Linked DNA regions of Mus musculus: regions 2, 3, 4, 5 and 6 are each linked to region 1. The links are chromatin loops, found by intact Hi-C in ENCODE. Cell type or tissue: heart. All regions are shown on one strand. Region 1 holds the start of Cnn2 (calponin 2). Region 2 holds the start of Cbarp (calcium channel, voltage-dependent, beta subunit associated regulatory protein). Region 3 holds the start of Dazap1 (DAZ associated protein 1). Region 4 holds the start of Polr2e (polymerase (RNA) II (DNA directed) polypeptide E). Region 5 holds the start of Stk11 (serine/threonine kinase 11). Region 6 holds the start of Gpx4 (glutathione peroxidase 4).

Evidence for each region. Peaks named below come from ENCODE experiments on the same cell type or tissue, not always from the same donor. Only the 100,000 strongest peaks of a DNase experiment are listed, where the experiment ranks them.
Region 2: a loop joins it to region 1, with 2.7 times the contacts of the local background. A loop is called at or near these places in 16 of 42 quality-filtered maps.
Region 3: a loop joins it to region 1, with 2.3 times the contacts of the local background. A loop is called at or near these places in 2 of 42 quality-filtered maps.
Region 4: a loop joins it to region 1, with 3 times the contacts of the local background. A loop is called at or near these places in 20 of 42 quality-filtered maps.
Region 5: it touches region 1 in a loop (5-fold over the local background); 25 of 42 quality-filtered maps call a loop at or near these places.
Region 6: it touches region 1 in a loop (2.5-fold over the local background); 8 of 42 quality-filtered maps call a loop at or near these places.

The regions. Positions count from the first base shown.
Region 1 is chr10:79,984,785-79,989,784 of GRCm38, reverse strand. It overlaps Cnn2 (calponin 2), which reads right to left and starts at 1,185. Exons shown (of 7, transcript NM_007725.2): 1 at 1,045-1,185. The coding sequence starts at 1,107. Gm26243 (a small nuclear RNA gene) reads right to left here and starts at 4,279; the gene lies at 4,173-4,279. In heart, a CTCF peak has its summit at 2,582 (motif pointing left); DNase peaks (open chromatin) are centred at 1,144, 2,624, 3,904, 4,754 and 2 weaker places; H3K4me3 peaks cover 5,000 bases; H3K27ac peaks cover 5,000 bases.
Region 2 is chr10:80,136,529-80,141,528 of GRCm38, reverse strand. Cbarp (calcium channel, voltage-dependent, beta subunit associated regulatory protein) reads left to right here and starts at 4,142. Exons shown (of 9, transcript NM_001195268.1): 1 at 4,142-4,241; 2 at 4,347-4,486; 3 at 4,591-4,655. The coding sequence starts at 4,149. It also overlaps a transcript of Atp5d not described here. In heart, no CTCF peak of the experiment used is centred here; DNase peaks (open chromatin) are centred at 58, 2,308, 3,489, 4,338 and 3 weaker places; H3K4me3 peaks cover 4,108 bases; H3K27ac peaks cover 3,912 bases; H3K27me3 peaks cover 2,240 bases.
Region 3 is chr10:80,262,249-80,267,248 of GRCm38, reverse strand. Dazap1 (DAZ associated protein 1) reads right to left here and starts at 2,235. Exons shown (of 12, transcript NM_133188.3): 1 at 2,071-2,235. The coding sequence starts at 2,099. In heart, no CTCF peak of the experiment used is centred here; DNase peaks (open chromatin) are centred at 2,348, 2,978, 4,211 and 4,918; H3K4me3 peaks cover 3,396 bases; H3K27ac peaks cover 2,761 bases.
Region 4 is chr10:80,037,220-80,042,219 of GRCm38, reverse strand. It overlaps Polr2e (polymerase (RNA) II (DNA directed) polypeptide E), which reads left to right and starts at 2,561. Exons shown (of 7, transcript NM_025554.2): 1 at 2,561-2,637; 2 at 3,607-3,781; 3 at 4,836-5,000. The coding sequence starts at 2,581. In heart, a CTCF peak has its summit at 2,293; DNase peaks (open chromatin) are centred at 907, 2,429, 3,636, 4,107 and 1 weaker place; H3K4me3 peaks cover 2,563 bases; H3K27ac peaks cover 1,874 bases.
Region 5 is chr10:80,112,972-80,117,971 of GRCm38, reverse strand. It overlaps Stk11 (serine/threonine kinase 11), which reads right to left and starts at 2,177. Exons shown (of 10, transcript NM_011492.5): 1 at 1,065-2,177. The coding sequence starts at 1,354. In heart, CTCF peaks have their summits at 748 and 2,244; DNase peaks (open chromatin) are centred at 86, 641, 2,381, 3,251 and 1 weaker place; H3K4me3 peaks cover 3,624 bases; H3K27ac peaks cover 3,697 bases.
Region 6 is chr10:80,052,042-80,057,041 of GRCm38, reverse strand. Gpx4 (glutathione peroxidase 4) reads right to left here and starts at 3,477. Exons shown (of 7, transcript NM_008162.4): 1 at 3,327-3,477; 2 at 2,434-2,528; 3 at 2,198-2,342; 4 at 1,923-2,074; 5 at 1,095-1,119; 6 at 943-1,002; 7 at 603-856. The coding sequence starts at 3,410. The coding sequence ends at 824. It overlaps Sbno2 (strawberry notch 2), which reads left to right. Exons shown (of 32, transcript NM_183426.2): 32 at 1-50. In heart, a CTCF peak has its summit at 2,844; DNase peaks (open chromatin) are centred at 970, 2,841, 3,501, 4,831 and 1 weaker place; H3K4me3 peaks cover 3,547 bases; H3K27ac peaks cover 3,326 bases.

The sequences.
Region 1 (5,000 bases):
TGAGCAAGTGCTGACCTGTCCCTGGCCCCACCCAGCTCCTAAAACTCTATCCTTAGGGCTGTCCTGACTCTTTCTTTCACTTTCTCTGTTCCAGGGAGATGTCCAGTCTGTCCAGGAAGAATTGGGCAGGGTCGTCAGAATGCTGTGTGTCTCTGGGGAGCTAGAGCAACCTCTCTGAGCCCAGGGTGGGAAGTGAAATAGCAACTTGTCTCTAGCAGGCTGAGGATAGCACATGGGTGGCATGAGGTAGGTATGCCTCTCGTGTCACTTGTAGGGACCTGGCAGGTGCCAGTCGGAGGTGGGTCCGACTGGTAGCTTCAGCGTGCCTAGGCAGGTTGCTTGGCTTTAGCTGACTGTGAAACTTGCATTCCCAGGTGCCAGGTGTGTGCGTGTGGTTGGCGGATCTATCTAGAAGGTTTCAGGATGTCAGGCCTGAGCCCCCTAAGTCTGGGATCAGTGTCTCCCTCATCAGCTCAGGACACCTTGCTGTATGGCTCCCCAGATGTCCCTCCGAAACTGGTGACTTCAGTGTTCTCCTGCATTTGCGGTTCCTCTCAGTGAGCCCTTTCCCAGGTGTGTGTGGGAGTCCTGGAACGGACCACACCCTGTTAAGAAGGCCACCGGCCCCGCCCCCTTCCCTGTCCCCAACTTAAGTGGCTTAGATGAAACGGAAGTTTCGACAGGTAATGAAGATGGGGCCTCAGGGGGCACTCTCAGACGCCCGGATCGCTCGTGTGCTCGCTTTCTCTCTCCCGGACCTTAACTTTCTTACATCCTGCAAGGGGCACAGAGTGCAGGAAGCCCGGGGCGCCGGGGACTGAGAGGTCCAGGGGCGGGGCTGGAGGTGACATTCAGGATGCGGATAAAATGGGTCCCCAGCCTCCCAGACGCCACAGCTTCCCACAGCACCCCAGACCCTCCGGATATCAGGGTAAAGCAAAGCCCAGCTGTCCCGGCTCATGCATCGGTCGCGCGTTCGAGGCTGGCGAGCCCCGCTCCCATTGGTCGTGCGTTCGAGGCTGGCAAGCCCCGCAACCCACTCACCCGGTTCTTGACCTCGGCCGAGAGCCCGTAGGACGGGCCCTTGTTGAACTGCGTGGAGCTCATGGCGCGGGACCCCGGAGCGGGACAGGAGGACCAGCGGGACCGGCAGAGGGTCGGGCTGCGGGCGGACGGCCCGGGACGGGGCTGAGCGCCGCCCCCGCCGCCGATTGGCTGGCAGAGCAAATGTCCTTATAAGGCGTGGAAGCGCCGAATTCCTGTGGCCGCGACTTCCTGAGCCCCCCTCGGCCGCCGGGACCCCCGCCCGCCGGAGCCACCCTAGCATCCCGGCCGATCAGGAGGGGCCCGCCGTCCCGTTTGTAGTTGCGGGAAACTGAGGCAGCGAAGGGCGTGGGCTTCCGACCTGGGCCAGAAGTCAGTTTACTCCTCCTGTATCATAGTGAGAGACAGAAAACTGTTCGGTGGGACCCTAAATCCTAAAATCTGGCTAGAAACCTTCTCTGCCACTACCGGCACTTACCAGAATCTTGCTCCCTCTCCAAACATCTCAGTGGGAAGGGGCAGGGGCGGCATAGACAGGATTCTCGAGGGGAGCTTCTCAGAGAAGGAGGCCTCGGGAGCTGGAGCACTGATGGATGAGTTTTTCAGTCCAAAGGGAAAAGGCTTTCTGCTAGAACACCAAGTGCAAAATATGGAGGGTGGGAGAAGGCGATCGGTTGGAGGTCGGGGTGGGGCTCCCAGAAGGGCTGAGGGTTGCTGGCTGACTGTGTGAGGGTGGAGTGGCTGAGGATGATATCCTTTCAGTAAGTGCCTGAGCTCAACCTGAGTCTGTAGATGGATCAAGTTGATTCCTGAGGGGCTGGTCCTGCCCCACGGAACACAGGCAGACAGATGCTGGGAGTCTCAGGGCTTGACAGAGAGGCCTTGGCCATAGGACGGAAGCATAGTTTTTTCGAGACAGGATTTCTCTGGAACTCACTCTGTAGATCAGGCTGGCCTCGAACTCAGAAATTCACCTGCCTCTGCCTCCCAAGTGCTGGGATTAAAGGCGTGCGCCACCACGCCCAGTGGTTGGATACTTCTAAAGGGTGGCTTTCTTCCCACCTCTCTGGGTTTCTGTGATTTAGACAAATCCTTCCTCTCTGGGCTCTGCTGGAGTTTTTGAATTTGTACAGTGGAGCACCGGACTCCAGATGGTCCCAAACTGTGGACAACACAGGTTCCTGTGACCAGGCAGGAAGCCCCAGGTGTCGGGACACTGAAGACCTTTTTGGAATAGTTAAAGAAAGCACTTGTCAAGAGCGGCCATGCTGTGTGGGGTGCACACAGGCTTAGCAGGGTATCAGGGCATCCAGGCCACTGTGCTGAGCACTGAGACAGCAACTGCAGGTGCCACAACCAGGTTCTCTGCAAGAGCAGCTATTTCCCCAGACCTGAGCCATCTCCCCAGCCCACCCTCCTCGCCTCCTTTCTTCTCCATCTGCAGCGCACCTGTATCCACATACACAGCCCTCACACACACCCCCAGTGTTCACAGCCTTCTGTGACTCCAGCTTCAGGGGACCCGACGCCCCCATCTGGCCGCTGTAGGCACTGCATGCGCGTCGTGCGCAGACAGGCACTCAAAAAAAAAAAAAATGAGTAGATGAGTCCAACTTCCCTCATTTTCTTAACAGGGGCTGAAATTTGAACAAAACACTGTGTATGCTGTGAAGTATAGCCACATCTCTGCTCCCGCCCAGCAGCAAGGCCAGCCACTCCCTCCTTCTGTCCCGCCCCTGAGCTCAGAAGAGCTTTCTGAGCTTTGAAGTGGTTGAGAAATAAGAACAAATAAGGAAAACTATTCCATGCCGAGAGGACTGTGTGCCACATTCAAACCCTGGCCCTGCTGCTTTGTGACTTACAATCCCAGAAACAAAACCCCAAACACCCCAGATCCCAAGATTCTGGATTTCTAGCAGCTTAGTGTATTAGAACTCTGTCCTGAGATCGAAAATGAATGGAATTTAACATTCCATGTAGCTGGGTGGTGGTGGCACGTCTTTAGTCCCACCCAGCACTCTTGAGGTTCTCTGTGAGTTCGACTCCAGTCTGCTCTACAGAGTGAGTTCCAGGACAGCCAGGGCTACACAGAGAAACCCTGTATTGAAAAACAAACAAAAATCCTCCTTCCCCATTTCACTGTGTGACACTAATTATCAGCTCTCTCTGAACTCCAGGCTCCTTGTCTGAAAATCAGATGAGTTAATATTTGCAAACTCCTCTTGGGGCGGCTGATATAGATGTCAAAAATCTTAAGAATTCTGGCCCTAGCTGCTGGAAGCTGGCTGGGCCCCAGGATGACTCTCCCTGCCAGGGTCACACCTTCCGGGGGACAGACCATCTCTGCAGTGCCTGGGATCTGGGTGGTAGTGCTTCTGCTGTGGGTGTGGTGACCATGCCCTTGAGATCACCACTCCGGAGGCAGAGAGAGGCAAGAGGATCACTGTGAATATAAGGCCAGGCTGCTCTACAGAGCAAGTTCCAGAACAGCCAAGGAAAGACCACAAACTCAAAAAGTAAATAAAGTAAAATCCCATCTCTCAGTCAAGCCTTGCTTGCTCTGGTCGTGAGCGATATGACTGACTGACGTGTTGGCCTGTGCTGGAGGGAACCCCATTGCTTCTCCACGAAGGTCAGGCTAGGTTTTTCTAAAGCTCGGGTCACCCAGGGACGTTTCCTATTTTCAAACAAGTGACAAGTGTATTCCATAATAGTTTCAAGACTGGTACATTTATTAGGTGCCTACTGTGTTGCAAGGTGCTCTGGGTAACAGCAGACGGTGACTCTGGGGTATCTGAAAGCTAGGAGGGAGGGGTTCCCTTCGCTCAGCCGGTAAAGCGCCCCGCCCTTTTCCTGGCCGCCCAGTCCGGATGCAGAAATTCTCATCTTGTTCCATCATACAGATGCTCCTAGTCCTTCCTTCAAGCTGGAGGTATATAGAAGGCGCACAACGTTAGGGCACGGTGCATACAGAGACAGCTCTGCTGCGTCCTAAAAACAGACAGCTTCCTTCGAGTGCGCAGTAACCGGTCAATAAATGCCCTTGTTCAGGCAAATTGTACGGGAATGTGGCAGCTATAGTAGAAAAGGAGACTTCAAAGGGTCAATTGCGTTATTTTGAGATGAAACAAAATATGGAACGCTTCACGAATTTGCGTGTCATCCTTGCGCAGGGGCCATGCTAATCTTCTCTGTATCGTTCCAATTTTAGTATATGTGCTGCCGAAGCGAGCACAAGCGACGGTTTTTTGCCTCAGGTATTTAAAGGCAGAGAAGCAAATTACTTTTCACATACAGTAATTATGATTTTTTTTTGTTTTTGTTTGGATAAAGTAACGTTTTCACATGTCAAAAAGAAAGGCTACCACTCATAACACCGCTCAGAATAATTATCTATCCGCGTGAAAGCTCACATTTAACTAATTAATATAGCTGTCTGGGAGAAGCTTGTGCCAGCGAAGCCTTCTGGGAAGTCATATGCAAATTAGACAGGCACTACGAGGCTCCGCCCCTCAGTGGTAGCCGGATCAGCGCGGAATCCGTGATACTGGTGCGATGGTGAAACTGTCTGCTAGTAAACTATCCATGGAATTTCGCCCTTCAGCGCTGCGGCCGCCAATGAAAACATTATGCTAATGAGCAGTTAGGAAGCCCTGCCTCCCAGGGCAGGGTGGGTAATGAGTCCTCAGCAGACCCCGCCCCTAAGTGAGGCTGTGGCCAGAGTGAAGCCCTATGTAAATAGGCCTTACTAAGTGCGTCTCCGCCCCCTCTAATTCTCCGCCAATAGGAAACCATATACAAATACGACGGGCAACGTCGCCCCGCCCGCAGGTGGATGCAAATGTTTTAGCTTGTTTCTGAGACCACGCCCCACAGATCGCCCACCGCTAACCTGGATCCCTCCACAAACCAAACGAATTACACCCGACACTGCCGCTCAATGCTTAAGATAGAGC
Region 2 (5,000 bases), 150 kb before region 1:
TCGCTCTTCTCCGCAGTCCCCTCCCTGCGGGCCTCCGCCCCTGCGTGCCACTGACGCAGGAGCCCGTGCGCAGGCGGCCAAGGGGCCCCACTGACGCCAGTCTTGTCCGCGCAGCCTCGCTCTCGGTCATGACGTCATCACCCTGCCCCCGCACTCACGCAGGTTCCGGCCTCCGCTCAGCTCTTGGTCCCCATGCCCCACCACGTAGGTTCACAGAAAATGCAGGCATAGGCTTGATGGGGCAAACAGAAGGAAAGCCATTAGCTTTGTTGGATCTTAGAGGAGCAGCTGGCAGCTAGAGGGTCGTGGTCACCCTTGAACCAGAGCCTGGCAGATGCAAGACTACAAGCTAGACTACAAACTTATTCTACTAACTAGAGACTCTGGCACGCAGACCTGCTCAAAAGCCAGCAGTCCTGGCCTTAATCAATCTCTATGAGAGACACCTAGTTCCCAGTCTCTATAATCTGGACAGTTTCCCTGGGCAGTGGGCAGCTAGAAACCCCATTCCCTTCCCTACTCCAGCTCTTAAACAGATACACACGCGCGCGCGCACACACACACACACACACACACACACACACACACACACACACACACCCATACCCGTCCCAGGATCCCATATCTACTCAAATGCTCCATGAAGTAAGAACTCAACGCTAGAAAGATCATGCTTGTCCGGTGGTGAGTGTCCTCTTCCTACCCCCATGGCCACTGTGCCTTACCAGACAAGTCTTCTAAAAACTAAACCTAGGGTGCTGGAGAGATAGTTCAGAGATCAGCAACGAGCACTGTTCTTCCAAGAGACGTGTGCTTCATTCTCAGTGCCCATGGGGGACAGCTAACAGTTGCCTGTAGCTTCAGAAGATCTGACATCCTCCTCTGACCTTCAAAGGCATGTAAATTCACGACCCCCCCCCCCAGAATATTTAGTATTTGGAAAATCCATGTGTTCTGACACACTCATGAGCTTGAGACCAACCTGGTTGGGTTCGGAAGTCTATCCTGGTAGTGCAGGCCAGCCTCGGGTCTGTGGATTAATCCCCTTCACTGAAATGAAAAGGAGGATGGTGTCCTGGAAGTCAGTGTAAGCGACCCACCTTCATGATGACACTTATTTGACTGTGTGGCCAAGCAGGGAATAAGCAGGTATGGTCTGGGAGCATAGGCTCTTTTTTTTTTTTTTTGGTTTTTCGAGACAGGGTTTCTCTGTGTAGCCCTGGCTGTCCTGGAACTCACTCTGTAGACCAGGCTGGCCTCGAACTCAGAGATCCACCTGCATCTGCTTCCGCAGTGCTAGGATTAAAGGCGTGCCCCACCACGCCTGGTGCATAGGCTCTTATAATGAGACTGACCCTGGGTTCGAACCCAGGCACCACCGGGAAGAGAACTGTCTGCAAGTGGAAGGAGTTATAAGGTATGGATCATTCCATAACAGACCTCTATGGATGCAAGTTTAAATGTTATTACATTCATTTAGTTAGTGGGCAAGGGGATAGCAAATCTTTGGGTGTCAAAGGACAACTTGTGAGGGGAGGCACTCTTCCTTTCCTATTCGGGACTGAGGGATGAAACATGGCTGCTTGGGCTCGGCCGCAGGTACCTTAGTTTGCTCAGCTCTTTCACTACAGTTCTCTTGTTTGAGAAGGGGTCTTGTGCTGCTCAGGCTGGCCTAGAATTCTGTGTAGCTGAGGTTGACCTTGCGCTCCTGATCCACTTGATTTCACCTTACAAATGCAGGTGTGCGGGACCATCACAGTTCTGAGGGCAAGTTCCCAGTAGGTGTTTTACAGCACTGGCTATCTGCTGGACCCATAAAGGAACCTGCCAAAGAGCAGCATAAAAGAAAAACATGCAAGTGGGGATGGGGATGTACCTATATCTCATGGCTTGTAAACCAAGGGGATATGCAAACTGGAATTGCACATCTGGAGTGGCAGGTGACAAACTAGATAGTTGAGGGTCCCAGAGACCTGAGATACCCGCGTTAGCTTAGGGGCGTAATGCGCCCCGCCCGCACCGGGTTCTGGGACATTGCAGCACCAGGTAGGCTGAGTCGTGCAGGGGTGAGGGGGGCGGGACTGCGCTACAGCGGGAGGGGGCGCGGGAGCTCAGGCTCCGCCCCACGCCCCCGCCGGAAGGGAAGGGGAGGCGGTGGCCATCGCAGTGCGAGCCAGACGCGGCGGCGAGAGCGGCGGGGGCGGTCAGGCTGCGGGACCGGGCGGTTACCGGGTGCACAGAGCCAGGGGCCGGAGCGGGAGCACCGCCAACGCGGTCACGTGCGCGGCCCCACCTCTCCTGCGCGCCTCCCCCGTGCGCTGCTCTCCCCATTCATAAATTCTCCGTCGGCTCCGCGGCCACCGAGCTCCAGAGCCAACCGGGAGAGCCGTGTATCTGCCGCCCGCCCTCCCGCCGCCCATGGGCCGCACGCCCCGGCGCTGAGGTAGGCGCGGCGGGCCCTGGCGCACGGGGCCGGGCGGGGACGGGCGGGCGAATGCGCGCGGCCAGGGGATGGCGACCAGTTCCAGGGTCCGCCCTGGCCCACTGGTCCTGTCGCGCGCGGCTCCGGGAAGGGAGCGGAGCGTGGGAACGGCCTGAGCGGCCCTGCACCCCGCCCACCGCCCGCAGCCCCGAGAGGGAGCCAGCCCATGCCTGCCCTTGGCCTCAGTTTACCCTAGTGACAGGGCGAGAGCGTTGTCGCCTTGGCCTCCTGGATCCTCACGAGCCTGGCGTCGCGTTCTCTGCGCTTTTCCGCACCGTATCCTACTTGGGGGGCCTGGTGGACGTTCTGTGGGGACTCCATGTCTAGGCTTGCGTTCTCGCTGGCTCTCATGACCCCGCCTTCCTCGCCTTGGGTCTCCAGCCATCTTCCTCCCCCACCTCTCATTACCATCCTCACCATGCCCCACCCCCTCCAGCCTGAATTCATTTCCCGACCTACGTATGCGCCCCATGCCACCCACCAAAATTGATGCCCGCTGCTCTCTGCCTGGGTGCGCTGAGGAAACGTAGCCTTCTGGGGGGGGGTACATCGTTTATTCAGGTTTCGCCCCACAACTCCTCCACCATCCAGTCTGAAAAACACTGGTGACGGTGGAGCCTGCGGGCTCTTCTTCCATGGGAAAGGGGTTTGCATGCTCACGCTGGTGTGGGAAGTAGGGATGGATGGCCAAAATGGCCTTTATTACTCCAGAATCATCTTCATTCCCGGACTGAGTCAGGTGCAGTTTTAACAAGCCCCTTCTGAATCCACCCCACCCCATGATGTGCCCTAGCCTCAGTTTCTCCACGCTTCTGGCAGAGGCCTGGTGAGCAGCCATCTTGGCCAAGCCTTGGGGCGCCCCTGTGGGCGGCCTCCCCCGCGCCCCCGCCCGCCTCCCTCTGCTTGGCAACAGCCCCCCCCCCCCCCCCCGCCACTGCGCGGCCCTGCGCACCGTCGCCATGGGAACCAAAATTTTCAGGCCAGGAACAGATGAGCGTCTTTTGTCCTTTGCACTCCCACCAGTGTGGGGAACAAGGACCTTTCCCTATCGAGTCGTGACTGGGGGTGGGGGAATCATTAGTACAGCCCCGCCCACACCTTAGGTGCACTACCTTCAATTCCTTTTCTGCACCATGAGACCCTGAGACAAGAAGGACACCTGGGATGTTGCCTGAGTATGCTGTGGAGGCGTCATGTGTTTGTTCCTCCAAGGGTGCTTTCCCTTTCCTGGGCATGGCTGCGCTACCTTGCCGGTCTGGCCACCCCAGCCAGCCAGGGAGGTGGTTGGCATTTGGGAAAGCCACATTTACACACACACATACACACACACACACACACACACACACACACACACACACACACACACACACAGTGCTGCGCAAGCGCGATGACACCTTTTATGTGATAAAGATGGCGAAAGAGAGGTCCTGGCGTGTGTGTGTGTGGGGGGGGGGGGGAGCCTTGGCTCCAGGCACCCCTGCGGGGATGGGGAGTTGGGGGGGCACTCACATTGTAAGACTCGGCCCCACCTGTCCATGAGTCACCCCAGTGACGGCGGCTGCTGCTGCTGCACGGGGACGTAGGGGCTGACTTGCAGGGGCTCTTGTGGGGAGGGGCCGGCAGAGCTGAACCTGAGCTGGCTCTATGCCCTACTTGTAGCCTCAAAATGCAGCCCACGGCCACCATGGCCACAGCGGCCGCCACTACCGCCACTGTTGCCCTGACGACTTCGTGGGACAATGCCACCAGCCGCCCCACGGTGGGTTGGGTGACTCCTGGAGACTGGGGGTAGAGGTGGGATGGAAACCCCACTCTGCGGTGGAGCCCTGACATGCCCCGCCCTGTGCACTCAACCCCGACTCAGGCGGAGCCTGACCCCATCTTGGACAACTATGTGCTGCTGGTGGTGGTGATGTCGCTGTTCGTTGGAGGCACGCTGGTGGTGCTGTCTGGCGTTCTTCTGCTCTGCAAACGCTGCTGGGAGGTGCACCAGCGCTTCAACAGGTGCTTGTCCTGGGAACCACTTGACACATGCCCAGGCGCGCTTGCAGAGCCTCAGAGTGGAGACGCCCCATTCCTGCTCACTCTTCTTCCCCTTTCTTCCTCAGGGCCATGGAGGAAGCAGAGAAGACCACCACTACTTATCTGGACAACGGCACCCACCCTATACAAGGTGAGGGGCCCGCGCGGCTTGCAGCACCCCTAGCTGCACTTGACTGTGCCTCCCGCCGCGCCCCACCCCTCGGCCCCCTGCCCGCCCCCTCGGGCCGCCTGACGGTCTGTCTGTCTGTCTCCCCCACCAGACTGGGCGCAGTTCGAGTCCGACTCATCTCTGTTTCCTTAACGCCCAGGCGTAGGTGCGCACAGGCGCGTGCTGAGAGCGAGTGAGTGTGTGAGCGGATGAGCGAGTGCCCGCCGCCCCGCCCAGCCCGCCCCGTCCTGCCCTCACTCGGCCCGTGCCCCCCTCCCAGCCCACCCCGCCCAGCGGCCTGCCTGGCAGCCAGACACGCGCGGCCCA
Region 3 (5,000 bases), 280 kb before region 1:
TTAAGCCCTCCCAGGTCTCAAACTCCCCCTCACAGCTCCTGAGCACCCTGACTTCTTGTTCTGTTCTGGGTACCCTGGCTTGTTGAGCAGTTTTAGGGGTGGGGGCTCTTCCTGGCTTCTGGGTTCCTCTTTCCGGCTTCCCAGACCCCTTGTGGTCTCCCTAACCCACTGAAGCATCCTTTTGGGGAGTCTCTCTGGCCTTAAGGTCCCCTTTGGGGCCTCCCTATACTTTAGTCTTTGGTCATCACTGGTGTCTCCCAAGCTCATGGAGCTGTCTCTTGATTCCTCTATGACCCCCGGAGCTGAGTCTCCCCAGCCTCTCATTTACCTTATGAACAAGCAACAACCAAAATAATTTTTTAAAAAAATCTCAAAAAAATAAAAAATAAAAAAATAAACCAAACACAAACAAATGAGTTCTCTTGGACCCTGCACCTTCTAGGCCTCACTGGCTCAGGGTCTCCAATTATCTTTTAGAGTATTCCTGAGTCCTGCGCCTCCTCCTGGTATTCTCCCAGCCCCCTGAATTAGCCTTTCAGGCCTCTCTAGCTCCTTAACTATCCTTTGGGGTTCCCCCAAATCTCCACTGGGCTCTTCTCGACTCTGTAACTCCTGTTGGAGGTCCCCCTAGCCTTCTGAACTACCCCGTATGGTCTCCCTACCCTATTTCCTTAACCACAATTATGGCTTATGGTCTCCCACAGAGCTAAGGGTCTCTCTTGGAATTCCCTCAGCCCTCTGAACTATCCTTTAGTATCTCCCGACCTCACAGCTCAACCTCAGGGGTCCCCTATACCTTAATATAGCCTTTGGGAGGGTCCTTCAAACCCTTATTCTATAGGGCCTTCCCAACCACCTTATCCACATAACCCTCCAGCTCTCTTTTGGAGTCCTCTTCCTTCTCCTTCTCCTTCTTCTTCTTTTTTTGTTTTTCGAGACAGGGTTTCTCTGTGTAGCCCTGGCTGTCCTGGAACTCACTTTGTAGACCAGACTGGCCTCGAACTCAGAAATCCACCTGCCTCTGCTTCCCAAGTGCTGGGATTAAAGGCGTGCGCCATCACCGCCCAGCTCTGGGGTCCTCTTCTAACTCCTGTGAAGGACTCAGCACCTTGAGTTATCTTTTGGGGTCTCCCGACACCAACTTTTCAGTGTTCCCAAATTCCTTTAATTTTATCAGAGGGGGGCGTCTCCCCGACACCCAGGCTCTACTTAGGGTCCCTCTAACATCTGAACTATCCTTTAGTGTCCCTCAGTCTCCTGATTTGATGGTCACCTTAATTCCTGAAATCTGGAGAATCCCACAACCTCCAAAATTATCATTTGAAGACTCCTTGACCCCAAACTCCACTTAGGAAGCTCCAACATCCTGATCTGTTCTTTGTGATCTCCTCATCCCTGCGCTTTTACTAGATAACCCCAGCACCCTAATCTTTCGGGGTACCTCTCAGATCCCCGCGTTATCCCATGCGGTCTCTCTGAGTTGTAATCTATACTTTGGGGTTCCTCGGCACCCATAACCTAATTTATTTGACCTATGTATTCTTTAGGGTGTCTCAGCATCCTTAATCTATTTTACAGGGTTTCCATTACCTGTGATCTAGCTTTTAGAATTCAACTCCCCAGAGCAACTCTATGGGGTCTCTCTGCTCTATAATCTATTCTTTGGAGATCCCTCAGTTTCACCATTCTAATACTTAGGGTTCACAAGGACCCTGGTCCATTTTTGTAATCTCCCTGGTACTTAGAATCTATGAGAGATCTCTCAGCACCCCTAATTATCCTACATTACCTTCCTGACTTCAAGGATCCACTTAAGGGTCTTCAACACCCTGATTTATCATTTCAGGGTCTCTCAGTCCGGTGAGTTATCCTATGGGATGCCCCTGACCCGTGAACCTTCATTTAGGGTTTCTCTGGCTCGTGAGTTATCACCTTGGGTCCCTTCAGTTACCCATGGGCTGCCTTTGGGGCGACCCCCCAGCACCCCGGCTCTCCTCTAAAGTCCCGGCCCGGCCGGTCCGGCACCCCGGCCTCCCTCGCTCTGGGCCTGGCCCGGCTCCACAGCCTCACCCGATTTCGTCGGCGCCCGCGCTGTTCATGGCGCCCCGTCCCGGCCCGCTGCGCCCCGCTCCTCCGGAAGGTCACCGCTCGTCCCTCCCCGCAGCCGCGGCCCGGATCTGCGCAACGGCGGCGGCGCTGAGCCTCCTCCCTCCGCGCCAACGGTCGCTGCGCGTCCCCGCGCCTCCGCGCCTCCGCCCTGCGCACGCCCGGGCGCGCTCCCGCACGGGGCCTCCGGGGGCGGGGCCAGGGGCGCGCCGCGCGTGCGTGCCCGCTTGCGAGAGGGACGCAGAGCTCTGCGCCTGCGCAACACGGACAACCGAGACATGCGTTTCCGCCCTGTCGAATCTAATCCTTCTGGGAAATGCAGTCCTCTGCATTATCTGGCCTTCAGAAGGCGCGCGGAGGGAGACAGCCACGTGCGTGCGTACGCGTGCATGCGGCGCCGGGCGTTCATGGCGCGCGCAGGCGCAGACGCGGGTTCCCCTTTATCCACTCGCGAATCTTGGTCTTGCGTGGGGGCTTGCGAGGGGAAAAAGTCTAAGATGCCCCTCAGAGGCCGGTGCATAAAGCAGGCTGCACGTTCATGCTCTGAACTGTGTCACCTCCCGCTCTTCCTTTTTCGCAGATGATACACTGGGTCACAAAGGCTGACTCACCTGTCCAAGGTCATTCAGTTAAGGCTCGATTGGGTTCAAAGTAAAAATTAACCAAGTTCAATAGTTACTAAGAAAAAGTAAAAACAAAAAAACATTGTCCCTAGTACCACTAACATGGACAGCCACACTCTTACTACTATCTATTGTCTGCAGCTGACTTCTCACTTGGATAATCTGCCTTTCCTCTCATAACCAGTTCCCTGTCTCAAAAAGGTATATAAAGCTGGGCAGTGGTGGCGCACACCTTTAAACCCAGCATTTGGGAGGCAGAGGCAGGTGGATTTCTGAGTTCAAGGCCAGCCTGGTCTACAGAGTGAGTCCCAGGACAGGCAGGGCTACACAGAGAAACCCTGTCTCGAGAAAACAAAACAAACAATAATAATAATAATAATAATAATAATAATAACAACAACAACAACAACAACAACAACATAATAAGTAAGTGAATAAAACGATGTAATGGCTCAGTTTGTTGAGCATCTTTCTAGGCTAAAGAGCTGGGTTCCATCCCCAGACTACTTAAAACAGTCATGGCAGTGCAAACCTGTCATCCCAGCGCTCAGGTTGGAGAGGAAGACTGGGAATTCAAGGTCAGCCTCCCTTGGTCAGCTATATAGTGAACTAGAAGCCAGCTGAGGTACACAAGACTTTCTCAAACAAAAACCAAAACATACATACAAGCAAACAAACAAAGCCTGAAGCAGGGCAGTATTGGTGCACACTTTTAAACCCAGCACTTGGGAGGCAGAGACAGGCTGATCTCTGTGAATTAAGTACAGCTAATATACAGAGTGAGTTCCAGGACAGCCAGGACTACACAGAGAAACCCTGTCTAAAAGGAGAAGGAGAAGGAGAAGAAGAAAAAGAAGAGAAGGAGGAGGAGGAAAAGGAGGAGGAGAAGGAGGAGGAGAAGAAGGAGGAGGAGAAGAAGAAGAAGAAGAAGAAGAAGAAGAAGAAGAAGAAGAAGAAGAAGAAGAAGAAGAAGAAGAAGAAGACGACGACTTTGAATTTGAGAGTGACCTGGGTCCTAGTCTCTATGTCAGTAGAACATAATATAATAACAGCAAAGTATAACAAGCAACAATTCATTTCTGTGCTGGGTATAACAGCTCAGATTATAAAAAACAGTCCAAAGCTTTTGTTTGGAGACAGAGTCTTCCTATGTAGCCCCAATTGTCCTGGAACTCATAGAGATCTTGCTGTCGCTGACTCTGGAGTGCTGAGATGACAAAGCTACCCATTTTCTGCTTTAATTAGACCACATGAGATCATCAGAAGGCCACTCAGAGGAGTGGCGCAGTGGACCTAGAATTCAGTGGGGGAAGTGCTCTCCTGGCAGGCACAATGCCCAAGACCCTTCATGAGCTGCAGAAACCGGGCATAGCAGTACACATTGTTGATCCTGGCACTGGAGAGGTGGAGGAGGCAGGATCTGGAATTCGAGGTCATCCTTAGCTGTGTGAGAGTTTGAAGCTATCTTGGGCTACATGAGAACCTGTTTCTTCCAGAAGACCAAAGTTTGATTGTCAGGACCCAAGTGGGAAATCACAATGCCAGTGACTGCGCCTCAGGTGGTGCACAGGGATGAGACACCAAGTACATTAAAAAATAAAAAACAGCGGGGCGTGGTGGCGCAGGCCTTTAATCCCAGCACTCGGGAGGCAGAGGCAGGTGGGTTTCTGAGTTTGAGGCCAGCCTGGTCTACAAAGTGAGCTCCAGGACAGCCAGAGCTATAAAGAGAAACCCTGTCTCGACAAACCAAAAAATAAAATAAATAAAAAAACAAACCAAAACTCCCAAAAGTGCTAACTGTTGCGGTTCTAAATTGGAGCCCTGGTCTCCACTCCTGTTTTTAGCAGTTTTCCCCACCTGTAAAATGAGGGCACCAACAGTTATTGCTGTAACATCTTCTAAGGATTAAGAGTGTCACTGCTTTTCCAGCAGTTCTTAGAAAAATCATCAGATCGCTACACCTAACATGTCCAAGTGACCCAGTAGTAAGCTAGAGCTGCTGAATGACAGGTATGGATTAGAGCAGCTGAGAGAGGGCCGGCTTCTTGGACCTCACCAGGCCAATGAATGTCTAAACTTGAGGCATTCAGCCAGGCATGGTGGCATACGCCTTTAAATCCCAGCAGTTCAGAGGTAGAATCAGGCAGAAATCTGTGAGTTCGCGGCCAACTTGTTCTCAATAGCAAGCTCCAGGCCAGTCAGGAGCTCCTGTCTCTAAATAAACGGATAAATAGAAATAAAAAAATCAACTTGGGCCGGGCCTGGTGGCGC
Region 4 (5,000 bases), 52 kb before region 1:
CTCTGTAGACCAGGCTGGCCTTGAACTCAGAAATCCACCTGCCTCTGCCTCCCAAGTGCTGGGATTAAAGGTGTGTGCCACCGCTGCCTGGCTAGAACTTTTTTTTTTTTAAAGATTTATTTCATGTATGTGGGAACACTGTTGCTATCTTCAGACACACCAGAAGAGAGCATCAGATTTCATTACGGATGGTTGTGAGCCACCATGTGGTTGCTGGGAATTGAACTCAGGACCTCTGGAAGAGCAGTCAGTGCTCTTAACCACTGAGCCATTTCTCCAGCCCTAGCAAGAACATGTATCCAGAGGCAGAACTACAGAGGTCAAAAAGCAAGGTTAGTATATTTAGAGACTTTCCCAGAGCTATGGGCTTTGATGACTAAGGCCTGTGTTTTTGTTTTTTGTTTTTTAAAGATTTATTTATTTATTAATTATATGTAAGTACACTGTAGCTGTCTTCAGACACTCCAGAAGAGGGCGTCAGATCTTGTTACAGATGGCTGTGAGCCACCATGTGGTTGCTGGGATTTGAACTCTGGACCTTCGGAAGAACAGTCGGGTGCTCTTACCCACTGAGCCATCTCACCAGTCCCCGGCCTATGTTTTTGTCTTGGCAGCTGGTGCTGTTTCAGCTGAGTTTTACAGTGTATGGCTCTTCCATCAGCCGTGCTAAGGTCTCGGGGCCTTCACACCGGGATCTAAGCATCTGCTCAGTTATTTGGTTGCTGCCCTCTGTGGATCCTAGGCCAGTGTGGTTGCTGTGGGGTCCCTGGTAGAGAGGCTTCTGCAGTCAGCTGGAGATGGGCTGGGGGACTGGCTGAGAGGGTCCCAGGAAAGGGGCCAGGGAGACCCCAGTCTCACCAGTCACAACAAGGGGCAGGATCCCAGGCACAGAGGAGGTGGGAGGAGGGGCTCCTACATGCAAGGGCTGGAGGACACCCTCAGTGACACTTATCCACATGGCCACTGGGAAGCTCCTAAGGTCCCAAGTACACATACTTAGGCTCTGACTGTTCACTACCACCAATAATGAGAGGGTCATGTCCCCCCTGAAAGTGGAAGTCAGGGGCTCCCCTGCTGGGGGTGGGGGGTGTTCAGCACAGCGCTCACAGAAATCTACCCACTTGGCCTCCAGAATCAAATGCATCGGCCACCACTCCCAGGCCCAGGCAATGCTCTCTTCTCCAAGAAACGTCTTTGCCCATGTCCCCTTCCTTTGCACACTCATGGCTTCTTTGGCCAACTGTAGCAGCCTAAGCCCCTTGGTCTACAGGGTAGATGGTGGGCTCAGTGTACTTGGCAAAAACTTGTCTTTCCCAGTTGGGATCAGCCTAAGTTCTCAGGCAGGAACTGGTGATGATCTGTAGATGAGCTGTCAGACGCACATCAGGACAGAATGGAGGCATCTGGACTTCCAAGGACAGACCTTGCCAGTCTTGGTGGCACACGCCTTTAATCCCAACACTGAGAGGCAGAGGCAGGCCATTCTCTGCGCTGTTGAGACCTGGTCTCTATACCAAATTTCAAGTCAGCACACTCCCCCAAAGAAAAGGAGAGGGCTGGTGAGATGGCTCAGTGGGTAAGAGCACCCGACTGCTTTTCTGAAGGTCCGAAGTTCAAATCCCAGCAACCACATGGTGGCTCATAACCACCCATAATGAGATCTGACTCCCTCTTCTGGAGTGTCTGAAGACAGCTACAGTGTACTTTCATGTAATAAATAAATAAATAAATAAATAAACAAATAAGAAAGAAAGAAAAGGAGAAAGGGGCGTTCCTGTGAACTCCCATTGTATAGTTGGAAGGGTTTAGCCCTGGAATCCCTTTCCCTAGGATTCATTTTCTCACCACCTTCTCAAACTTTTCACGAGTTAGCCCACCATATACACACTTGTTTGTTCATTGTGTGTATGCCCGCACATCGATTGTTTTCATTTTAGATTTTTAGTCGTTTAACTATGTTTATCTGTGTGTCTGCATGTGGGTATAGACCTGTAAGTGTGGCCCTTGGAGGCCAGAGGCATCAGACTCTCTGGAGCTGGAGTTACAAATGGCTGGGGGCCACCTCATGTGGGTGCTTGCATCCGATTTCTCATGTAAAGTGCAGATACACTAATAAAAACTTGTATAAAAAGGGAAATTGAGGCACATGAACCTGGCTGTTCATCACTGGTCTCTTGCTTTCTTTCGAGACAGGGTTTTCTCTGTAGACCTGGCTATAGAGCAGGCTGGCCTCGAACTCACAGATCTGCTTGCCGAGGACGGGGATTAAAGGCGTGGACTACAGCCCGGGAGACGCCTAAGGGAGGGAAATAAAACTGTTATCAGGTCAAGTATCGCGAGATCTTCCCGACGCGCGACACCGCCCCGGTGAAGGCTGGGGCTGCCCAACGCGCAGCCTGTCGTGGAAAGTAGGTTTATTCCGGCGTTCACCTTAGACAGCACGAACCTGGGCGGGGGCCTTCCCAGCCCTTGGCGCAGGCGCACTGCCGGGGGGCGGGGGGCATTTTGTGCGTCCGGCGCAGGCTCCGTGCTGGCAGCTCCACGAGCGCGCGTGCACAGTTGTTTGGGAAGCGCGACAGCATGGACGACGAGGAGGAGACCTACCGGCTGTGGAAGATCCGCAAGACGATCATGCAGGTGATCAAGCGTGAGGAGCTTTATGCGAGCGAGCGTTCAGTTGCGGACTAACTGCGGGTTGTCCGCCGAGGCCCGCCTCCCGCAGGGGCCAATCCTCCTGGATTGGAATGCATCCCCGTTTAAAGTGTGGAGCCCACCCACGCTGGCTTCAACTCTTAGAAATCCTACTGCTTCCACCTCCTAACTCTGCCTCAGGGGAAAAGGCCTGGGTGGGCTCCGTTTCGGGAGAGGGGGCTGCTGCGTGGTCACACTTGGTTTTATGCGAGCTAGGTAGCCGCCCACACGAAAGCTATCAACCATCTGTAACCCCAGTTCCAGGGGATCTGACGCCCTGTCCTGATCTCTGGGGACTCCAGACACACATAGGATGAAAAAACAGTATTTTTAAAAACAGAACAAGCCGGTATGATGGTACACGCCTTTAATCCCAGCACTCTGGAGGCAGAAGCAAGCGAATCTCTTTAAATTAGAAGTCAGCCTCATCTACATAGTGATTTCCAGAATAGACAAAGTCACGCAGAGAAACCCTGTCTTGAAAAAGAAAAAGGGAATAAAAGAAAAAATTCTTGGTTGTTTTGAGTTGAACACATGAGACACCATTATTAGATAAAGAGGTATGCATAGTTTTGACTTATGCTGTGTTGGTGGAGCCCAGGGCCACCTCATGCCTGTTCCTCAGCCCTGATCCTGGATGATGCTCTAGTCTCCCTCATCAGGAACACTCAAGACTGGGGACAGGAAGGTGCCTGTATTCAGAAGGTTGCCTACAGTTGCCAGGGGATTAATCCCAGCCTGCTCCACTGAGGTTGGGGGGAGGAGAGGCTTGGCCGGGCCGCTGTGGTCTGAGCCTATACAGAGTTTGGGTACTGCTGGATCAGTTCAGTGTTAGTCCCCAGCCTCGGCCATTCAGGGTCAGGTCTGCGAGCTAAGTGCTCAGGCTGACTGCCTCTTTGCCTCTTGTCTCTGCAGCTGTGTCATGACCGTGGCTACCTGGTGACCCAGGATGAACTGGACCAGACACTTGAGGAATTCAAGGCGCAGTTTGGGGACAAGCCCAGCGAAGGACGGCCAAGGCGCACAGACCTCACGGTGCTGGTGGCCCACAACGATGACCCCACAGACCAGATGTTTGTGTTCTTCCCAGGTGAGGCCCTTGGGCTGGCAGGAGTGGTCTCCTCCAGGCCCTGGCTCAGGTGCCAGTGAATGCATGTCCCACTCTGGCCTAACGCTGCCTGTAAGATTGTGGCAGCTGCCTGCTTTTGTCCCTGTCTCCCCTGGGAAGCCTCCCTTTTGCTGGTGTCGTTTTCATCCCATAAGCCCCAGAACCAGCTCTCAGCCCTCCACCCCCTGGCTCCTATATGCTGTATTCTATAGCTTCTGCCTGGGAGTCCCAGGGCCAGCTATGCCACCCCCACACCCCCTGTGTGCTGTATTCTACAGCTTCTGCCAGCAGCGCAGGTGTCTTGTGGGAGTGAAGGCTATTGGGGAGCCCAGGACCTCCCTGTGCAGCTACATTCAGTCTCCCCAGACAGCTTGCCTCTTTTAATACCTAATGCTTTGTGGCCCCGGGACCTGGTTTTTAGTGTGAGAATTGGGGGGTGCGGGGATGGGCATGGTAGCATATGCCTGTAAGCCCAGTGTTTGAGAGGCAGAGGCAGGCAGTCGAGGCCAGCCTGGTCTATACAATGACTTCCGGGACAACTATGGAGGGCATTGGTTCTCAGCCTTCCTGATGCTGGGACCCCTTAGTACACTTCACATTGTGACCTCCAACCATAAAATCTTCATTGCTAATTCATAACTAATTTTGCTACTATTATGAGTCATAATGTAAATATACCTGTGTTTATCCAGCAATTTGCAAACTAGGTGGCCTGGGTCTGCTCCTGCGCTCTGCCTGAGGAGACAAGGCTAGCCTCATGTAGACACAGGGTCCATCTCTTGGTCAGTCAGTTTCTCCTTGAGGCTGTCTAAGCTGACAGTACCATATCCCCCAAACCCCAGAGCTGCTGAGAGCCCCCACCCCCGTTCCAGGGGGGCCGCAGTTCCTGCATACCCTGCAGCTTCTGCAGTGATAGCTGAGCCCCCTGGCAGCCCCATCATGGCTGCCTTGATGTTCTAGTCTTCCCTTGCAAGCAGAGAAACTAAGACCACAGGCTCCAGTAGTGAGTGTGAGGGTGGTGCTTGTGTGCCCGCAGAGGAGCCCAAGGTGGGCATCAAGACCATCAAGGTATACTGCCAGCGCATGCAGGAGGAAAACATCACACGGGCGCTGATTGTGGTGCAGCAGGGCATGACGCCCTCCGCCAAGCAGTCCCTGGTGGACATGGCCCCGAAGTATGTGCTGGAACAGTTTCTACAGC
Region 5 (5,000 bases), 130 kb before region 1:
CCCTCTGTCACAGGCAGAGAGAGCACACAGGCTTGCCATGTGTTACAAGGACTGCAGCTGACCCAAGCCAGGATGCAGGCCTGGGCAGCCTCCCAGACATGGTGGGCTTCCAAGAACCATTACCCTGAAGCCAAAGGAAGCCACTTGCCTTGGAGACCAGCAGACACCACCTGGAGGTGAGCAACCTCTGGCACCTCCACCTTGAGACAATGATTTCAAGCCAGGAATTTCCAAGCTCAGGCCTCTGAAGGAACACCTGATGCTGGGTGCCCAGGTTCCCCAGTGCAAGACTGACCTAAGACCACTCCTACAAAAAAGGCCAAGGAGGTCCTGAGAGGAGCCTAGGCCACCAGCCTGCCCTGCTCCACCCCTGGGTCCACACATCTGATCCTGGATATCTGTCCACCTTCCTTTCCTGTACGTACCACTCAAAGCAGTGCCCAGCTGGCAAAAACAAGAAGCTGCCAGCCTTTCCTGGGACAGGACCAGAGGCAAGGTCAGTTAGGCAGAGTGTGGCCAGTGCTGGTCCCAAAGATAAGGCCCCTTCTTGGAAGCCGGTAGGTGAAGTTTTCCAAGTTCCGCCAAGCCTAGCAGGCGATAAAGAGTCCCCACGGGCCAACGACGCCAACTACGCGCACGACACCGCAGGGACCTGCGCAAGCACTGGCCGGCTACCCCCCCCACCCCCTTCACCATTATTTTTGGCCCCACCGGTTCCCTCTAGCTGCGTAAACAAACTAGCCACCCGCCTGGCAACGCCCGCCAAAGAAGCCAGGCGCGACTTGCGCCAGGACCTGGCCCAAAGAGGGGGGCTGGAGGCGCAGTTGGCTGCACGACCTCCTGCTAGGACAGTCCTGCAGGCTGCCCTAACATACAGACCCCACGAGGTGACGCTCAGGGATAGATGGGGTAGATAAGGCAGTAAAAGGAAAGAGATGAAAAAGGAGGAAGGAAATGAGAAGAGAAAACGGTTAGAGGAAAGAGAAGAGCCAGAAAGTAGGAGGAAGGGCTGCCCAAGGAGCTCAAGGCAGCGCCCGCGTCGGCCCCAGGCCCTTGGCACCTACTTCTTGACGTTGGCCTCTCCATTGGGGATCCTGCGCAGCTTTTTCTTCTTGAGGATCTTGACCGCCCTGCGGCATAAGGTCTCGGAGTCCAGCACCTCCTTCACCTTGCCGTACGAGCCCTCCCCGAGCAGGTCCCCCATCAGGTACTTGCCGATGAGCTTGGCGCGTTTGCGGCGCGGCTGGTAGATTACCTCGGTGGAGTCGATGCGGTGGATGAAGGTGTCCATGCCCACCGACATCAGCTCGCCCTCGGAGAAAAGGCCCAACGGCTCGGGGTCCGCCACGTCCATCCTGGCCCACTCTTTGTCCTCGTCCCCTTCGGGAGCGCCAATTCTTTTCAAGTTCGAATTCCCCCCCCCCCACCCGCTTCTTCCAAATGTTCCAAGAAGGGGAAAAAAGGAACGGGGAAAAACAGGAACGACCTCCACAACTCTCCCGGTCCCCACAACCGGGTCCACGTCCGCTTCCTGGGCGCCAATTCTTCACTTTTGATTTTCCCCTTTTCTTCTAGGTGCTCAGGGAGAAAAAAAATGAAAATAAGAATGAAAAAAAAAAAAGCAATGAGCCCCCCCAACCCTCGCGTCCCCCCAATTCGGGTCCCCGGGGACGCTGCTTCCGACGGAGGCGACGGTCCGCCGTCGCGGCGCGCGGGCCGCTAGGTCATGTTCGCCACTTGGGCCCCGCGCTCAGGGGCCCAGGCGGCCGCGTCGAGGCCGGTCCGCGCCGTCCATGTCCGGCCCGCGCCGAAGCCGCGCGCGGCCCCTTAGTTCTACGACTTCTCGGGGCGCAGACTCCACCCGGACGCGGGACACCGGGACACCCGCAAGTCGCGGACACGAAATCCGGACAGGAAATCTTCCGGGGACCGAGGGGGGAAAAAAACCACCCCAGGCGGCGCGTCCCCCTCGCCGCCTAGCCGCCGCGCGACAGGCAGGAGGCCGGAGCGGCGAGGGGGGAATCGAACTCCAGGCAGAAAGATGCTGCCCGCGAGAGACAACTCCACGCCGGCGCCGCCCTCGGCGACTCGCGCCTCACTCGCGGACGCCGTGAGCCGCCTCCCCTTTCCTAGACCGACACGCCGCCGCCATCTTGTTTACCGCCCTGCGCCGCGCCGTCGTCGCACGTCGCAACGGTGGACACGCCCCCTCGCGGAGCCGACGTGCGCGGCAGTTGGCTGTAGCTTTAGGCCCCACCTTTCGGACCCGCCTCAATCGCCAACGAGGATTGGGCTATTTGGATCTAGGTGGGCGCCCGAGCTGACATTGGACAGTTCGGGTTCCATCTGAGAAGGCGTGATCTAAATTCTCATTGGTTGTCTGAGACGCCCGTCAATGGGAGTAAGCAAGCGACTGTAAGGGAGCGGCCGTGGGCTGTGGCTTCAAGCCCCGCCCCTCAGTGGTTGGCCCTGGTGTGTGGGGGCGGGACTTTATTTGCCAGTGGCTGTCGCAGACGCCCGTCAGCAAGCGCGACGGGCCAGCGAAACCTCTGGGCTGGCTGTGGTGACCTCGGAGTTTCGGGCCTCCGGTTAGAGTTCACGCGCGTCAACGTCCTCCGGGGAACGGCCGCGACTGGAGGCATGGGGGAGGGTGGAGAGAGAGGCTCGTGGATCCCTAAAGAGATCCAGCCCAGGCTTGCTCTTAACGGCCTTGGGGGAGGGGTCAAAGGTCAAAAAGTAGCCCAAAGTCGACACTCCCGAACCTGAAGCCTTAATGTAGCGCCTCTGAGATCCATGGCATAGAGAGGAGCGTTTCCTGTGCAAAATAAGAGCAGCTGGGCTGGTGAGATGGCTCAGAGGTTGCGGGCGATTGACGTCAAATCTGACTTCATGAGTTCGATCCCCGTAAGTTCACAAGGTGGCTAGAGTGAAATGCCTCCCTCAGGCTGTCTCTGAACCTAGGGACTCCGTGGTAGGCGCGCGCGCGCACACACACAACACAGAATTTTAAATAACAGTTATCAAAAAAGGTGGCTGGGTAAGACGTCGCCGCTGGCCTCAACTCACCTGCTGCAGTGTTTTTGGGTGGTTAATCTAATTATTTTTATCTGTGCCCTTTTTTAACTGCACGAATAAAAAATAAGGGTTGGAGTATGATTGAGGGACGAGTGCTCACCCTGCCTGACTCCCTCTACACACAAGTTTACGCACAGGCCGGTTACAAGGTCCATAGATCCGTGAGTCTATGGTTCCCTCCGAGGCCACTAGGGGGCGGGGTGTACTGCCAGGAGAGTCCTGGGGGAGGGAGAGACCTAGACTCCAGGAAAGGTGGGAAAAGTGCTTGCTCTACATGTGTTCAGCCTTCAGGACTTAAAAGGAGGAGAGAACTGACTTATGCAAGCACATAAATTAAGAAAAAAGATCAGAGAAACAGACGTGAAGACAGAAATCCAGGGAAAACACAGACTAGACAAACAGAGTCAGGCTGGATGGAGGGACAGGTCAGGGGTGAAGAGCACTGGCTGCTCTCCTGAGCACACAGGTTTGCTGGCCAGCACCCACATCACACAGGGAGACTCTGGAGTTTCACCTCCATTTCATTGCTCTGACATTGCCTTAAACTATGGCAGTGATAAGGAAGTCTCCTCCTCCACCTCCACCCTTCCCCTGACAGACTCCAAGGACAGATCCAGAAAGAGTCAGGGGCAATAGACAACATTCTGTTTCTACCCGATCTGTACCTGAGCTCCCCCAGTGTGACAGCCTCTCATGTCCCCAAGACATTACCCTGAATTCTCTGACGGGAAGAGTTATCACTCTGGTGAGAACTCTGGGTCAGAGATATAGTTAGAAGTATTTAGAGATTTATCATATTTACCTGTGTGTATGTCTGTCACATTCAGGACCCCACTGAGGCCTCAGATACCTTGGAAATGGTGTTGCAAATAGTTGTGACCAGGCATGTGAGAGTGCTGAGAACCAAAACTGTGACTTCCAGTAGAGCAGCTACTTTGTAAATTTGGGAACTCAGTACCACTTCAATAACATGAATTATCCCTGAGAGGCCGCAGATTCCAGACCATAGAAGCACAATGGGAATGGTGCCTGGGGTGGGGGGTGGGGTAGAAGCCACCAGGAGGGAAAACTTCAGACTAAAGATGAAGCCTGCAGCCAGGCTGTTTCCATCCCTGCTGCCACATACGTCACACTTACAGGAGGCTCAGGCGGTGGCAGGAAAGAGTTCACCCTCAACTACGTAGTGAGTTCCAGGCCAGCTTGGGCTACATAGTGCTACCATCTCTGTATTAGTCAGGGTTCCCTAGAGTCACTCAACTTATGGATAGTGTCTATACAGTAAGGGAATTTGTGATGATGACTTACAGTCTGCAGTCCAACTTTCCAACTACAGTCAGCTGTGAATGAAGTCCAAAGATCTAACAGTTGCTCGGTCCCACAGGCCAGTAGATTCCAACAGCTGTGCTGGCAAAGAAGAGGGAGTCTTCCTTCTTCCAATGTCCTTGTAGGTCTCTATCAGAAGGTGTGGCCCAGATTAAAGGTGTGTACCACCCGGCCTGGATCTGGGACTTGTTTTTTCCCAGGCTGACCTTGAACTCGGAGCTCTCCCTGTCTTAGTCTCCTGGGACTCATAGTCACTATGCCTCAAGATCTCCATGCCAAGATCCAGGTCAGAAACTTGTATCTTCCAGCCTCCAGATCAGGATCACAGGTGAGCCTTCCAATTCTGGATTGTAATTCATTCCAGATATAGTCAAGCTGACAACCAGGAATAGCCATTACAACCTCCAAAGAAGCAGAAAACATAAAAATAAAAATATCAAAACTAGGGTTGGTGAGATGGCTCAGTGGGTAAGAGCACTGACTGTTCTTTTAAGGTCCTAAGTTCAAACCCAGCAACCACATGGTGGCTCACAAACACCCATAATGAGATCTGATGCCCACTTCTAGTGTGTCTGAAGACAGCTACAGTGTACTTATGTATA
Region 6 (5,000 bases), 67 kb before region 1:
TACATATGTAAAGATCTTTTTTAAAATATATGTGCCTTTTGCTTACTTTGTGCTGTGGCCTACAGGTCAGTGGAAGGGGGGATCTAAGGATCACAGAGCTGAGGCTGCAACCCCTGCAGAGGGGTTGGGGAAGGGCAGGTCTTCAATAAGTCAGTGGAAGACCAGAGGAAGGCAGCCTAGGATACTTAGCCCATAGTCCTAAGATCACTTAAGACTGGAAGCACAAAGCTCACAGTTCCACGGGGAGTGAAAAGGCCAATAGTCCAGAAGGGCAGGGGACATTCTCAAAGCTGAATGATACCACTCTACCTACTCACCGTAGGTAGTCACCCCACAATCCCCCCAGAGAACATGGGATGTGGCAAACTCAGCTCTGCGGCAACCTTGGCTCAGCATCCCAGACCTCAGGCCTCCTAGCAGGTTACCACCATCCTTAAACAGCCCTGTCCACATCCTGGTCCTTCCAGCTGGCCTGGGCAGAGCCTTGGGTTCAGCAGGGACCTTTGAGCAGCCGACCCAGACCTGTACCTGCAGAGTCCTGGAGCACAGGCATTGCCTTCTGATCCCCACTGCTCAGTTTCTGACCCAAAGACACACAGCAGCACATTTCTACATTTTATTCCCACAAGGCAGCCAGGGTGAAGCTCGAGCCCAGGGCCACAGGCCTCTGGACCTTCCTCCGGCAGGGATGCACGCCAGGTCCTCAGGACTGCCCCACCAGCAGGCTGGTTTTCAGGCAGACCTTCATGAGTGCCGGGGTGGAAGGCTCCAGGGGTCACAGGGCAGGGGGGCTCGGTGTAGGGGCACACACTTGTAGGGCTAGCTAGAGATAGCACGGCAGGTCCTTCTCTATCACCTGTAGGGAGATAACTCGTTCAGACGTGCCCCTCAGCAACTGCACACAGCCCTGGCTCGGGCTGCTTTGGCAAAGGTAATAATTACCTGGGGCTCCTCCATGGGACCATAGCGCTTCACCACGCAGCCGTTCTTATCAATGAGAAACTGTAAGACAGAGGAACATGTGTTGACAGTTGAGCACCAGCGTGGAGGAGGGAGGGGAGCTGGGACACATTCCCACACTGTATGCCACTTACCTTGGTAAAGTTCCATTTGATGGCACTGGGAGGGGAGGGGGAAGGAGAAAAAAAGAATGTTTACAAGTGGTACCTGCCAGGGCATGGTGGTACACAACTTTAATCCCAGCATTTAGAAAACAGGCAAGTGGATATGAGAGTTCTAAGCCAGCCTGGTTGGACATAGTCTGTTCCAGGCCAGCCAGGGAAACTGAAGCTGTAGCTCCCTTGGTGGTTAGAGGAATGCACTGCTCTTCTGGGGAATGGGCTACACTCCCAGCACCGAAAGTCTGTTAACTCCAATTCCCAGGACTCACAGGCTGTCTTCCGGCCTTGGAGGGCTTCAAGCATGCATGCATGCATGACACAGACTTGCATGCACACAAAACGCATACACAAAATGAAAATAATCTGGCGTGGTAGGGGCAGACAGGCCAAAGACTGTGAGCACTGGCTGTCCTTAAAGAGCACTCAAACTCAGCCCCCAGGCCCCACTTGGTGGCTACCAACCCACCAACCCCAGCTTTGGCAAATTCCATGCCCTCTTCTAGTCTCTGCAGACACTGTACCTACGTGGTACACATAAATACACTCAGACAAAACACCCATACACATAAAATACAACTAAAGTCATCTTTGAGGCTCAGCCAGGTGGTGCACACCTTTAATCCCAGCACTTTAGCAGGGCAGGCAGATCTCTGAGTTCTGACCCAAACTAGAGCTACACAATGAAACACACACACCCCCCCCCAAAAAAAACAAGGAAAAAAAAAAAACCTAAAAATTTGGCACCTGCTCCCCACCCAGGTCCAGAGCCATCTGTCCCCTCCCTCCCCCAGGGCCACTCACTTTCCCAGCATGCCCCTGCCCTTGGGCTGGACTTTCATCCATTTCCACAGTGGGTGGGCATCGTCCCCATTTACACAGATCTTGCTGTACATGTCAAACTTGACGTTGTAGCCGGCTGCAAACTCCTTGATTTCTTGATTACTTCCTGGCTCCTGCAGGAAGCAACATTTACTTGGAAGATACACTACACTGTACACTGAGACACACACACACACTGACACAGCCCCCCACCCCCACCCCGTATGAGGGGCATTGCCTGGGGAACAGCCACACACCTGCCTCCCAAACTGGTTGCAGGGGAAGGCCAGGATTCGTAAACCACACTCAGCATATCGGGCATGCAGATCGACTAGCTGAGTGTAGTTTACGTCAGTTTTGCCTCATTGCGAGGCCACGTTGGTGACGATGCACACGAAACCCCTGGGAGAGAGAAAGAGTGGGAATGAAGCCAGTCAGGAAATCCCCATTTTCAGACCAGCCATGCACACCGCCCATATGACTAGAAACCCACCTGTACTTATCCAGGCAGACCATGTGCCCGTCGATGTCCTTGGCTGAGAATTCGTGCATGGAGCGCGCACAGCGCCAATCATCGCGGGATGCACACTGTAAAACAGGAAAACTGAGTGTCCTAACCCAGGTCCCCTAGGGGAGAAGAATCCGGTGCCAAAGAAAGAAAGTCCTGGGGCACTAGGTGGAGGAGTCTCAAGGTTCCTTCCATTAAGTACGCCCCTTTCAGGTCGTCCTGATAAGATCTGTGGACACCCCTAGAATATGCTACCAGGGAAGAGGACGGCAGGGGTATCCCTGGCCGCACACCAAGCCCAGGAACTCGGAGCTGTTGCAGTACTGGGGAGGCTCTTGCAGCAGAGGCCCCGGGTTGAAAGGTTCAGGAATGGGCTCCATCCGGCGAGGGCGCGCCCTCCTGCGGCGGCGCGCGCGCGCTTTCCTTCGCCGAGGGCCCGGGCGTTTCCTAGGACTTTGGCGTCCAGGTCCACGGCGTCGCCGGCCTCTCGGGGATCCGCCGCGCTGTCTGCAGCGTCCCCGCTTGCGGGCGGCCGCGCGGCCCATGCCCGCCGGTCTGTGCGTCCCAAGCACAGCGCGGGGACAAAGAGCCGGTAGCCAAGGCGCCGCCGACTGTGACGCACCAGGCCGGGCAGGGCGCGTGACCAGGTCAGAGCCCGCTATGGTGACCCCGACACCGGTTCTCACCGCCCAAGGACCTCCCGCGCCGAGGCCTAGCCTTGTTCAACCCCGGAGATGCCTATCAGGCTCCGCTTTCCCACCTGGGTGCCCCCTTCTCTAGCTAACCGATCCCACGACCCCTGATCTCCACCCTGGATACGGTGACCCGACTCCGAACCCCGCCCCCACCCGCGATCCTCCAAGTTCCCAGTAGCCCACCATGGTGCCTGCCAGACCAGGCGCAGCCAGAGCCCCGCACAGCAGTGCTGGCTTAAGTAAGCGGCTCAGACGGCCCCAGCTCATCTCGGCGGCCGGAGCCAGCGGCTCCTCCCCTCACGCAGCCGACCAATGGACGCGCGAGGCCGAGTATGGCTTGCCCGCCCTCGGGCACGCCCACTGACGTCTCTTATTGGTCAGATGCGCCTGCGCTAAGACGCGAGGCCCCTGCAGCCAATGGGAAGCCTGAATGAAGGGACGGCTTGGGCGGGGCTGGGCTTACGAGTTTGTTGTTATCAGCAACTGCGCATGCCCAGTGATAGGGACGCGGGAGAAACGGGAGCCGCGTTCTCGCGGACGACGCGTTGGAGGGCTGTGGACAGTTATCCGCGAGGTTGCCTGCAGCGGAGCAGGGTGCCAGGGCGCTTTGGGGAACCTCTGGGAATAGAAAGCGTGTCAAAGTCATCCCCTTAAAGAGCCCCTTTGAAAGTACAGGAGTCTCCTTTTTCTACTGGAAACAGAATCTCATGTAACCCAGGCTAGCCTTGGACTGTTTATATAGCAGAGGATGACCTTGAACCCCTGGACCGCCAGCCTCAGCCTACTGAGTGCTGGGATCTCGGTGTCGGCCAATCCCCACATCCCTTCCATTTCTATTTTCTTTATCAGAGGTTGCCTCCTGTAGCTCAGGCTAACCTAAACTATGGAATGGCAAAAGTGTGCTGCCATGAGGTGTAGGGATGGAACCCAGAACCTGCAGCATGCAAGTGAGGGCTCTCAACCCATTGAGTCCCGAACCCCAGATGTAGCTTCTCCCCCCCCCCTCGACCCCCAATTTTACAGTTCAGCCGGTCTTAGAACTCAGCAATCCTGCCTTAGACTCCTAGGTACTAGGGTGATAGATAGGTCAATGACACCAGGCCCTATCTTGTCACCTGTAGATATTGATTCCTGTGAAGTTGATTTGAGGGGGTGATAAGAGGGCTTGGTGAGAAAGCCATTGCCATGAAAACACAGGACTATGTCCCAATCGAAGCACCCACGCAATCTGGTGCACAAGGATGCTCTTGTAATTCCAGAACCTGCGATTCCGAGGCTGGAGCATCCCTGCAGCTAAGTCAGGTCACCCAAGTACTCGTGGTCAGAGAGAGAACCTGCCTCAAAACCAAGATGGAGATGGGCCTAGTGGTCACACTCTTAGCCCCAGCCCTTGGAGCCTAGAGGGCAGCCTGGTCTGGTAAGCAAGTTCCAGGTCAGCCAAGGCTACAGTGAACCCTGTGTCAGGAAAGCAAGGTGGCAAGAGACATATAAATAGTTACTATTGTCCTCAGAGGTCCCTGCCTACATCAAAGAAGCCACAGGTCTTAGGGGCCTAAGTGAGAAGCTGAAGGCCCAACAGTTCCTCCTGCAACTTCACCTATGGCCTTGTCCAGCCCCCACAGCTCTCAGCCCAGCACTGGGCCCTTTGCCCTCCCCGTGTCACAGGAGTGACTCAGGACATTCCTCAGCTCAGCTGCCTGTCCACGCCCTCGCCTGGACTCTAATCCCTTCAATCCTCTTTTTCTGAACCCTGGAGTAAGCCATCCGCGAGACAGGAGCCCTCCCGGGGATCTGGGTCCAAGGGAGCTCACGCCCCACGGGCAGACACCCCCCCCCCCAAGGTTAAGATGATCTGGG